Linked DNA regions of Homo sapiens: region 2 is linked to region 1. Evidence: chromatin loops called from intact Hi-C (ENCODE). Cell type or tissue: endothelial cell of umbilical vein. All regions are shown on one strand. Each heading gives the region's core, and the rest is flanking DNA. Links, peaks and the distances in the headings are about the cores only. Region 1 holds the start of LOC124904075. Region 2 overlaps RPTOR (regulatory associated protein of MTOR complex 1).

Evidence for each region. Peaks named below come from ENCODE experiments on the same cell type or tissue, not always from the same donor. Only the 100,000 strongest peaks of a DNase experiment are listed, where the experiment ranks them.
Region 2: a loop joins it to region 1, with 9 times the contacts of the local background. A loop is called at or near these places in 4 of 110 quality-filtered maps.

Annotation. Positions count from the first base shown.
Region 1 is chr17:80,889,846-80,895,210 of GRCh38, forward strand. It overlaps RPTOR (regulatory associated protein of MTOR complex 1), which reads left to right. Exons shown (of 34, transcript NM_020761.3): 18 at 1,875-1,992; 19 at 2,884-3,024; 20 at 3,862-4,020. It overlaps LOC124904075, which reads right to left and starts at 2,326. Exons shown (of 2, transcript XM_047437253.1): 1 at 415-2,326. The coding sequence starts at 899. In endothelial cell of umbilical vein, for the core only: no CTCF peak of the experiment used is centred there; DNase peaks (open chromatin) are centred at 1,846 and 2,366; H3K27ac peaks cover 2,814 bases.
Region 2 is chr17:80,789,006-80,794,370 of GRCh38, forward strand. RPTOR (regulatory associated protein of MTOR complex 1) reads left to right here. Exons shown (of 34, transcript NM_020761.3): 7 at 2,445-2,504. Among named protein-coding and RNA genes, the nearest start is that of CHMP6, 200 kb to the right of the region's middle. RefSeq lists a silencer at 1,251-1,330. In endothelial cell of umbilical vein, for the core only: no CTCF peak of the experiment used is centred there; DNase peaks (open chromatin) are centred at 746, 1,166, 3,136 and 5,076; H3K27ac peaks cover 4,794 bases.

The DNA.
Region 1 (5,365 bases), core at 144-5,143:
GGGAGGCCCCCGTATGCAGCAGGATGTGCGGCCTCCGAGGGAGGCCCCCGTACGCAGCAGGATGTGCGGCCTCCGAGGGAGGCCCCCGTACGCAGCAGGATGTGCGGCCTCCGAGGGAGGCCCCCGTACACAGCAGGATGTGCGGCCTCCGAGGGAGGCCCCCGTACGCAGCAGGATGTGTGTTCGGGAGTGAGGGAGGCCCCTGTATGCAGCAGGATGTGTGTTCAGGAGTGAGGGATGTGCGGCCCCCGAGGGAGGCCCCGTGCGCAGCAGGATGTGTGTTCGGGAGTGAGTGCTCTCTGGACATTCCCCTTGAATAACAGACGTGGCCCCTGTTGGCCTCCCCTGAATCGAAGGGCCCACCACCTCGGTGCACGTTAATCCATGCCAGCTCCCAGCTCTGGCTTTTCTCACCTGATGTCAGAAGGAAAGGGAAAAAAATCGGTGCTTTCTGAAGACAGGTGCAGCCTTGATCTTCCCTGGAAGGGGCCCAGTGGGTGTTCGCTTTGTCGGAGGCCCCGTCTCGGCAGTGCCTCACTCCTCTTGCACAGGGAAGGCAGCGGGGGTTCTGTGGTTTGCCAGGGGAGCCTGGGACAGTGACTTAGGCAGTTGGAGACGAGCGCCAGAACCGGGGCGTGGGCCATGGCCGTGAAGACGCACACTGGGCCATGGCCCTTGGTGCCCAGCAGGGTGGGAGGGGCGGGTGGAGGGTGATGCCAGGGCTCCATTCTGAGCAGTGAGAGACTTGCAGTTCCATCGGCGCAAATCAAGAGGGCGCTGCAGGCTGAAGGGAAAGTAGACGGTGCCCGCAGTTCATAGGGCAGGGAGAGTTTGGGGTGCAGGTGAAGAGCCGGCAGCTGGACAGCCAGCCTGGACCTAGGAGAGTGAGGGGCCGGCATCAGGGAAACCACAAAGCATGATAGGAGGAAGCCCGGGGCATGTAAGGCTGGGGTGGGAAAGTGCGTGTACAGAGAGTGCGTAGACGGAGAGTGGGGTGGCCACGAGAAGACCCTGGTCCCTGGTGGGCGCCCATCCAGAGCCTGCTCATCCAGCCGCTGTGGAGACAGGGGCGTCACGCGACTAGCAAGGGGTCCTCTCACAGCGCTTGGCTTTCTGCTAAGAATCCGTATTTTTTCTTTTCAGAAAAAAAAAAGGCAGAAAAAGTTGTCGTAGGGAAAAAAACGTTCTTTCCGCTTTTTAAACCTACATCCCCCTTCTGTTCCCCAGTGACTTCTAGGATCTCCAGCTGTTCCTGTCACAGCACTGAACTGTCCTAAAAGAGAGGCAAATTGTGTCTGTTCCCTTGGACCAAGGCATTTGGTCCTAAAGATGATGTTTTAGTTCTACAACTTTTCCCGTTCCCTCTTAGGGACTAGAAACATCTACCAATGAAAGTTTCACATGTGTTGAAAAGAGCAGGCTTCGGCTTGTCCGCTGCACTCGGCCCTGGGGCGCTCAGATTCAGAAAGGCCGCCAGCCATCGGGTGTGATCTAGAGCGGCGTTTTCAGCCAGGGTCCCAGTGGTCACCGTAAGCGAGAGGCTGTGAGGCCTCCTACCTTTCCCTCTCTGGAGTCCTGTGACTCACCGTGTCCTTACGAGACCCCCGATGCGTCGTGCGCCTCTAGCAGTGGGGAGGATTCTGGCAGGCATTCTGGGCTTCCCCCGTGAGCCAGTGGCCTGCCGTCTCCCAGCACTCTGCTATTCCAAGGCCTCTGCTCTGACGGTTCGAAAAGGGATGGTCCCTGTTTCTGATGCCAATTGCACGGTTTTGTCTTAACCTTTCTTTTTTCTGTTGGTGACTCAAGTCTCACTGCTGCTCCACAATCATTTTCCAGCCCCAGTGACTGTTATTGTCCCTTCTCCCTCTCGGCAGGAGCTGGTGGTGGCTCTGAGTCATCTTGTGGTTCAGTATGAAAGCAATTTCTGCACCGTGGCCCTGCAGTTCATAGAAGAGGAAAAGAACTACGCCTTGCCTTCTCCAGCAACCACAGGTATGGCGTCTTCTCCTGTGAACCCGCAGAGCACCTCGCCTGGCGGTTCTAGTGCAGGCCGCGGCCCAGTCTTGCTCACCCTCGCAGAGTCTAAGCGCAGGTTTCTCAGATACCTGCCGCAAGGGGTCCCTGTTTTTCTCATCTTTTTAGGCACCTGCCAGATTTAAAAGGGCAGGAAAGAGGGCCACACTGACCCTCTTACATTTTTCCTTTCTTTTTACCCTTTTTGGAAATTAAACTCACAGAGACCTTGAAGTATGACAAAACTTCTGCAGTAGGAGCTTGCGGAAAAGCGCAGGGGCCGTCTTCCTGCGATGAGTAATTTCATCACACTGCTCTTGGCTCCGTGGCTCGGTGAGTCATGTCAGGCGTGCTTTCTCACACGTGTCGTTTTGACTGGAGAGTACAGTTCCTATCTCATCGCTGCCGGCAGCCCCTCCCGCTTCCACACAGCCGTCTCTGCCGTGCAGGGGCTTGTCATCAGCAGTGAGGCCTCACTGCTTCTAGGAAGCCCAGGAGGGGAGAAGGGTGAGCCAGACTGAGTGTGGACGGTCATTGCTCTGCTGCGGCTTCCCGGGGAGCACGGCTCACGGCCCACGTCACCATGCACCTCGTGTGCACTCGGACAGGCCGCAGCCACCAGCCTCTCCCCTGTTGTCTTTTGTAATTTAATATGCACAGAGCCACAAGCGGTTGTTGTTTGTCCAGTGCTATCCCGCAGAGCCTCCGCTCACGTCTGAGTCTCCCTGAGCTGTGCAGCCCCTGCTCTGACATTTGTTGCAGCACAGGTAGCAGCTGCCGTCACCGAGTGTCCCAGCTGCTGAGTGTCAGAAGACACGCTGGCCTCCACCTGGAAGCCCATTGTAATTTGTCTTTCTCCTTCTTTCCCAGAGGGAGGGAGTTTGACCCCAGTGCGAGACAGCCCGTGCACCCCCAGACTTCGTTCTGTGAGCTCCTATGGAAACATCCGTGCTGTCGCCACAGCCAGGAGCCTCAACAAATCTTTGCAGAACCTGAGTTTGACAGAGGAATGTAAGATCCTGGAAATCGGGTTATTGGATTGGGAGAGATTGGGGTTGTTTTTTCTGAAACACTGTATCTGAGTAAGCACCACTCTGCCCCTGCCCCTTCGTCTAAGTGCGTGCCCTGAAGTCCCATCTGCCAACATGGTGATGAGTCACCCTTCCAGACGTGAGCATGGCAAGGAGGCGTAGGCCAGCCCCCAGAATAGCCAGCGGGCCCGTTACCAATGCGGCAGGGAGCTCAAGCGCAGCCGCAGTTGAGGCGGTGGCTCCTTGGAGGGCTGTGCCCTGCCCCCGTCTCCCAGTAACCTGTGGTCTGCGGGTGGGGAGCTTGGCTCCCAGGGAGATCAGTGAGTGCCTGTGCCTGTGTGTGCGCCGGGGCGTGTGTGCCAGGGTGTGTGCGCCAGGGTGCGTGTGTACCAGGGTGTGTGTGCGCCGGGTGTGTGTGTGCGCCAGGTGTGTGCGCGCGCCAGGTGTGTGTGCGCCAGGGTGTGTGTGTGCTGGGTGTGTGTGCACAAGGGTGTGTGCATGCCAGGGTGTGTGTGTGTGTGTACAAGGGTGTGTGTGTGCCAGGGTGTGTGTACTGGGTGTGTATACGCGCCAGGTTGTGTCTGTACGCGCCAGGGTGTGTGCGCCAGGGTGTGTGTGTATGAGGGTGTGTGTATGTCGGGTGTGTGTACATGCCAGGGTGTGTGCGCACCAGGGTGTGTGTGTACCAGGGTGTGTTTGTGCCTGGGTGTGCTGAGCTTTATTTAGAAGAAAATATGTATCTCAGTCATGCCATTAACTGTAAGACCAAAAGGAGGGTCCCGGGAGCACCCCACTGACCCCGTTGCGTCTCGGGCAGCTGGTGGCGCGGTGGCGTTCTCCCCCGGAAACCTCAGCACCAGCAGCAGCGCCAGCAGCACCCTGGGCAGCCCCGAGAATGAGGAGCATATCCTGTCCTTCGAGACCATCGACAAGATGCGCCGCGCCAGCTCCTACTCCTCCCTCAACTCCCTCATCGGTGAGTCCGCCTGCCCCTTTCTGCTTCCGAGGGGCCCCGAGGGTCTCCTCCCCACACAGAGCAGCACAGACCTGTGTCTGCATCAGGTCAGTGGGTGTCAAAACTGTCTGTTCAAAAGAAAGAATAAAGGTCAACAGGACTGCGAGGCAGGGAGAACGTTTTGCTGGGGCAAGCGGGAAAGTTGACATCACTGTTGTGTTGGGGTAGTATTTTACAGGCTGCTCCGGAGCCATCGGAGCTGGCCAGTTTGGCTGGGTGGGAAGGCTGCCAGAACCTTCCATCTTTGTTCCATAGACGGGTGAGAGTTCTTCATGGTGCTGGACACCCTGGTGATGCAGAACGGTGGTTCTCAGCCGGGGGTGGTTTTGCCCCCCACGAGCAACTGGGGTACAGTAGGGGTGCTCCTTGTCCCAGTGGGTGAGGCCAGGAAGCTGCTCACATCCCCTGGTGCCCAGGACAGCCCCCACACAGTGTCCGCAGTGAGAGGCGGAGGGCCCTGCGGTCGGGCTGGGGGCTGTCATCCCCGCCCTGCTCACCTGCGGAATCTCCACACAACTTTCCCTCCATCCCAGCAGCTTGACGCAGCACTGCCTGGAAATGGAAATCTGACGGAAGGGTCAGATTCTTCTCTTGTTCTGCCATGAATGGTGTGTGCCTGGGTCCTACCACCAGGATTGCTGTTGTAAAACAGGAGAAGCAGGAATTCACCGTGTTTTCTTATTGTGTAGCTATGTTCATCTTCACACTGCTGGTAACAGATTTAGGGCTTAACCAAATGAGCCTCATCTCCTCTTGTTCTGACTATCCAGAGTGGCTTACCGGCTTCATTTGAATTTTTTTCATGTTAAGGAGCATTTTAGCCATGTAAAAATTTACAGAGACTTATATAAGAGCGCTGCGTGTGTGTGTGTGTGTGTTGTGTTCCCAGCTTAAGGAATTACAGAGGTCGAGCCCCAGACCCTACCCCGGTCCCATTCCCTCTGGTGACATTACACTTTCCCTCCCTGGCCATGAGCCCTGGCACACACGTGGTGCCCACTTAGAGGCCTTTACCTCCTATTGGCGCCGTCGCACGATGCGTGGCCCGCAAAGCCCGTTTCTTTGGCTCTGACTTCAATATGTATCTTTGATGGTCATCTAGGTTTTGTTCCTTCACCTCCGCGATCTGCCGTGACTCCATTATCCATTCTCCTGTCTGGGGACAGTGAGGCCGGTTCTAGTTTCTTCTTGCCTTTTGTTCCTTTTCTTAATAAGCAAACTCAGAATTCAGCCCCTGCCACCATGGAGCCCCACATCCAACACACCCTCACTCGCTGCACCCAGCTCTGCTGGGCCCCAGCCTACC
Region 2 (5,365 bases), core at 279-5,278, 100 kb before region 1:
ATATATCCATGCTACGCTTATTCATATAGCCATGCTATAATAAAGTTGCATGATATTCCCATTTTAATTTTTTATTTAAGGGAACATTATATTTTCACTGAATTTATAATATGCTTATCTCCCAGCCAATAATTATTTTTATAATGTGTAAGTCTCTGTGTACTAATTCCAATATCTGGCCAACTATGAATCTGTTTTTATTGACTTTTTTCTCTTGATTTTAGATAGTATACTATCTGTTGTGGATGAGGCATTGTAGACATTCTAGATTCTGTTATTTTCTTTTGGGCAATTACACTGATCTTGTAGAGGCTTCGTTATAGGACTAGGCTCTTTTGGCTTTGATCTTAGTTCTAAGGTGTGGTTCATAATCCCTCTGGGGTGTCCATGTCCTCAGATGTGATCAAGCCCTGTAGTTTGGCAGGACCTGATCTTCTCTGTCTTCACAGTGGCAAGCAGATGTCAAAATCTCTACTCTGCGTTTTCAACCTTCCTGCTGTCCTCCACGGGGATCCTGGGAATATTATCCTGTGTGCGTGCCCTTCAGGAGCCAGCCTCCGACTCGGGGAAGGTTTACATGAGGGTTTTGGCTCCCTTCTTCCTAGGGCTTTTGCCTGCAATATCCAGGCAGCCTTGAGCATGGTCTCAACCCAGTAAGGCTGCTGCCTTTCAGTCGCATGCTAACCCCCACATGACTTGTGAGTGAGGAGCACCCTTGGGAAAAGCCAGATGAAAGTGATTCATGCAGAGTTACTCTCATTTTCTAAGGGTCACGGCCCTTCCATTTCCTGCCTTCCTGCCTGCATTTGTTTGTTGTTCAGAATTTTCAAATGGCTTTTTAATATTTTGTCCAGAGCTTATCATTATTGGCAAAAGGATGAGTCTGATATAAGTGATTCTGTCATTACTGGACTCTAGAAATCCCAATCAGTAAGTACATTATGGATAAAAAGACAAAGTAGCATGGTTCGCATAGGACTCAGATTTGAAAATGCATTTCCTGTAGATCATTTTTATCCACAGAGAAATTCTGGTTTGCCTGGGACCACCGTAGGAGCTGCATGTGTCTGTGCTGGTGCAGAGGTGTCTGGGCATGGCTGAGGAGAGCATCTGCAAGTGAAGCCAGCAGAGGAGACCACTCAGAGTGGCACTGACTGGCTCGGGGAAGCACTGGGGCCACACGGGGCACTTGATGCCGTGGGAAAGGGCTGCTCTGTAGCTTCAGGCAAACGTGGGCCTCACTTTTATTTTCTCAGCTCTTTGAACGATAAAACACTGACTACTGCAGCCACAACCAAGAATATAACTTCCTCTCTGCTGGCTGAGCCAGGTATCACTTCTTGAGAGAGTGAGTGTGGCTGGCAGCCATGCATGGGGTCCAGGATGACCAGCTCAGCCTCCCCTCGCCCTGCAGGGCTGCAAAAGTGAGACTGTCTTCACACCTCTGGCTCGTTGTCTTCCTGGTTCTGGATCTCTCAGTTCCTCTGTGTCTTTTTCTCCCATTTCCTATCCCACTGCTATGGGTACCCTCCTGGGTCCACCATCCCCCATAGAGGAGTCACTGCCACGTCTCCCCCGAACGTGCCTGACCCTTGCACTGCACCCTCCCCTGGGCCACTGTCCTTCTCCATCACTCACTTCCAGCCAACACTTCTGCCATCACTCACTTCCAGCCAACAGTCCGCGAGTGTGTTTTGGAGATGTGCATACTTGCTCTGCACCTGCCATTATGTTTTTAAGGGGTGTTATTTGTTCTTAATTTTAAAAGTAGGTGAATTAAACATTTTGCATTTCTCCTACTAAAAATACTGCATTGCCTTTTTACTCTGCTGCCTCGATTCTGCCCACTGTATGCCAGTAGCCCGGATGGGAGGAGAGATGCTTTCCTACCTCCTGTTGGCGCCACGTTAGAGAAAGCCTGTCCGGCTCCACACGCGCTCCTAAGGATGGACCTGCGTCAGACATGAACCCAGCTCTGACCTGTAGGATTTTATGATTATGAACATGATATAATTGAATTTGCATTTCTTTTGTGTGTCTTGAGGCTACTCATTTATTCTACTCCAGCAGTCTCCCCAGCTCACTTCCTTAAGAAGGAAAGAAGTGGCAGGTCCAGTCCACTCCAGCATCTCGTTTGGAGACTGAGCTTTATTAAGCATCTCGGCGCTCCTCTCCAGGGACCGGGCTTCATGTGGCTGCAAACGGCTTCTCTCCTTTCTCCTGACAACTCACTGTGGCAGCTCTGTAGTCTCACGCCTTGACAGAATGGCAATGAGATTTTCTTTACAAATCTAAAAGCTGCCGAATTAAGGAAATCTGAGTGTACTTGTTCACCGTGGTAGTCCCTGTCCCCACCTTTAACTCTTCCCTTTTTCTGCAGGCCTGTTGAATTTCCTGGGTGACTGTTCCATTCATGCCGTTCACATTCTTTTCTTTCTCTGCAGGTTTTGCATGCAGAAATGTGTCAGTCTGGTGCCTGGCGTCACACTGGATTTGATAGAAAAGTAAGTAGGATTTTTAAGCTCTTGTGGCTCTCTGGATCTGATGAGTTTCTTTTCCTTTTTGAAGGCTCTTGCTTCTCAGAAGTACTTTCTATCAACATGGCATGTTCCCTTTCATGTGGCTGTGTTCTTTTGTTCTCTGATTAAGGCTGTGTTTGTGATTGTCACACTGGGGCTTAGTGCAGGAGATAACCAAACATGGGCCATATGAAAAGAAAAATAATAAAAAGCTGAATTCCTTTGAACATTTAAAAAGTCTCCAGACTTTAAGCCAAAGCAAGAACATACCACTTCGCATACAAATCATTTCTGCTGCCACTGAAATGATAGCTAGATCATAGCTAGCTCTTACCTTATTTTCTGAAACTGTCCCTTTAATATTCTGTAACTTTCCATCCCCTCCCCCCCTGTCGCCATCCAGTTTCCATTTTACTATCTCAGGGCAAACTGATTTCAGAACCTGAGCGATGAAGTGACGGGATTTAGTCAGGCCTATGAAGAGTCAATGGCACTTGCCTCCCATAATCCTTCCAGTCCCATTGGCCAACCCGTCTGTCCCTCGCGTGATCTTTTTGGATCTGAAGTGGTGTTTCAGGACCCGGAGCGTGGCCTGCACTGCCTTGTTCTGTTTGTTTGTGCACCGGATTCATCGTGACTCATCCTGAGTCATCCAGGCAGTATGGAAGAACTTTGGAGTTATTTTAAACCCTTTGGCTCAGAACCCCATTTCTTCTAGAATTAACATGCAAGATAATTGTTTTCTACATCTTAATATACAAAGTTATATCTTAATATTAGGGCCTGAATTTACTAAATTAGGCAGGAAAAGCAACCCCACTTCCAAGTTTCTCTTGTAAAAACGTGCTTGCCTTGTGTATCAGGGGAAAAATGCAAGAATATTATGTGTAAACGTTCATGAGGGCACGGTGAGCTCCGTCGTGGTTCACTCCCACCGTGGAAGGTGGCTGTGTGGCCAACAGGAAGGCCGGGGAAGCGACACTGGTCCTGATGTGGAGTGGTCTACCAGATGTGCTAAGTGAGCAGTCCTCAGCATGGGTACCTAACAGAGCTCAGTGCCCAGAGGCTTTCCAAACAGTGCAAGCTGTGACTTAGAAGACTGTTTCCAAAGGCTAAACAGATAGTGGAGGCTCTCAGAAGCATCACGTGGAAAATAACTTTAAAAAAAAAATGGGACTAGATGATCTGTGCTCCCCTCCCCTTCTGGTTGGTTTGGTTCCCTGACGAGACTGCAGTTTTGCGAAGCTGTTCTTGAGATCTGTTTACTGGTATTGCTGTGCGCTTTCTTTGGGGCTTTTATTTCCCCCTCTGTTTTCTGAGTTTTAGAGCTCTCTATTACCTGTAACGTATATATTGCCCCCGCCACCCCTGCGCCCTCCCCACACACACACCGGATGCGTATCCCAAATCTAAAAATCCAAAATCAGGAATGCATCAAACTGTAAAAAAATTTTTAATGAATTAAAAAAAAATAGGGCATCTTGCTGTATTGGCCAGGCTGGTCTTGAACGCCTGGCCTCAAGCGATCCTCCCACCTCCGCTTCTCAAAGCGCCGGGATTACAGGCGTGAGTGATTCTGGCCGTGCCAGGCCAAAATCGGAAACTTTTTGAGCACTGATGTGCTACTCAGAAACAATGCTCTTTGGAGCATTTTGGACTTCATGTTTTCGGATTAGTGATAAATCCAAAAAACTTAACTGGTAAGTATAATGCAGATATTCCAAAATCTGAACAAATTCGAAATCCGAAACGCTTCCGGTTCCAAGCATTTCAGATAAAGGGACACTTAACCTGTGTATATATATTATATATCTAATTTCTTAAATAAACCATATCCATTAATATTTCAGCAGTTATATTTTATCCTTGCTGGGTTGGCTTATTCAGGCAGCTCTTGGGTGAAAACTGTCTTGGTGTTTTCTGTTTGTCGTGCCTCCCTGTGGCTATTTCCATGGTTTCCTCTGGAGGTGGGAGGGCCGCAGTATCCTTTCTCCTCCGCCTGGTAGCAGGAGCCCAAGCCTTACCCACGCCTCCATCTCCGTGTGGGACAGTGTCTCGTCTCCATCCTGGATGGCTGCTGTGTGCTGTCCCATCCCCCCTGGTCACCTGTGTCTGTGGCTACTCCGGACAGAGCCCCCCGGTCACCTGTGTCTGTGGCTACTCCGGACAGAGCCCTGCCAGCGCGTGTTGAGCCACATGAGCTCAGACAGCGCCACAAGCTCCACATCTCTAGAGCAAAAAGGTCTGTTAAAAATCACCTAGTGATGACAACAAAAATTTGTTTTAGGTTATTGAGTCAAACTACCTTATTTTACTGAGAGAGAACCTGGTATTTAGTTCACTTCAGCTCCTGGGTGGCCTTTTCTGCCTGGTTCGGGCAGGGCTGGCCTAGAGCTCAGGTCTCAGGACAGCCCCACTGTCGTCTGCCCAACACACGGAGGTTTTCCCTTGAACAAGATTTTGGTGTCAGAACAACCAGCTGCCTCCCTGTTTCTTTCCAAAACTTAAAATGTGCACAGCAACATGACATCCTAAGCATGATTCACAAAAGAAAAAAAATTGGTAAATTGGACTTCATCCAAATGTAAAATGTTTACTCTCTGAAAGACACGCTGATATGAAAAGACAAGCTATAGACTCGGAGAAAATATTTGCAAGTCACATATCTGACAAAGAACACATGTATCCAGAATGTATAAAGATATCTCAAAACTCAAAAATAAGGGGGAAAAGAAAATTAGAAAATAGACCAAAGACATGAAGAGACACTTCACCAAAGAGGATTTAGGGATGGCAAATATGCTTATGAAAAGATCCTGGAAATCATTAGCCATTAGGTAATGCAA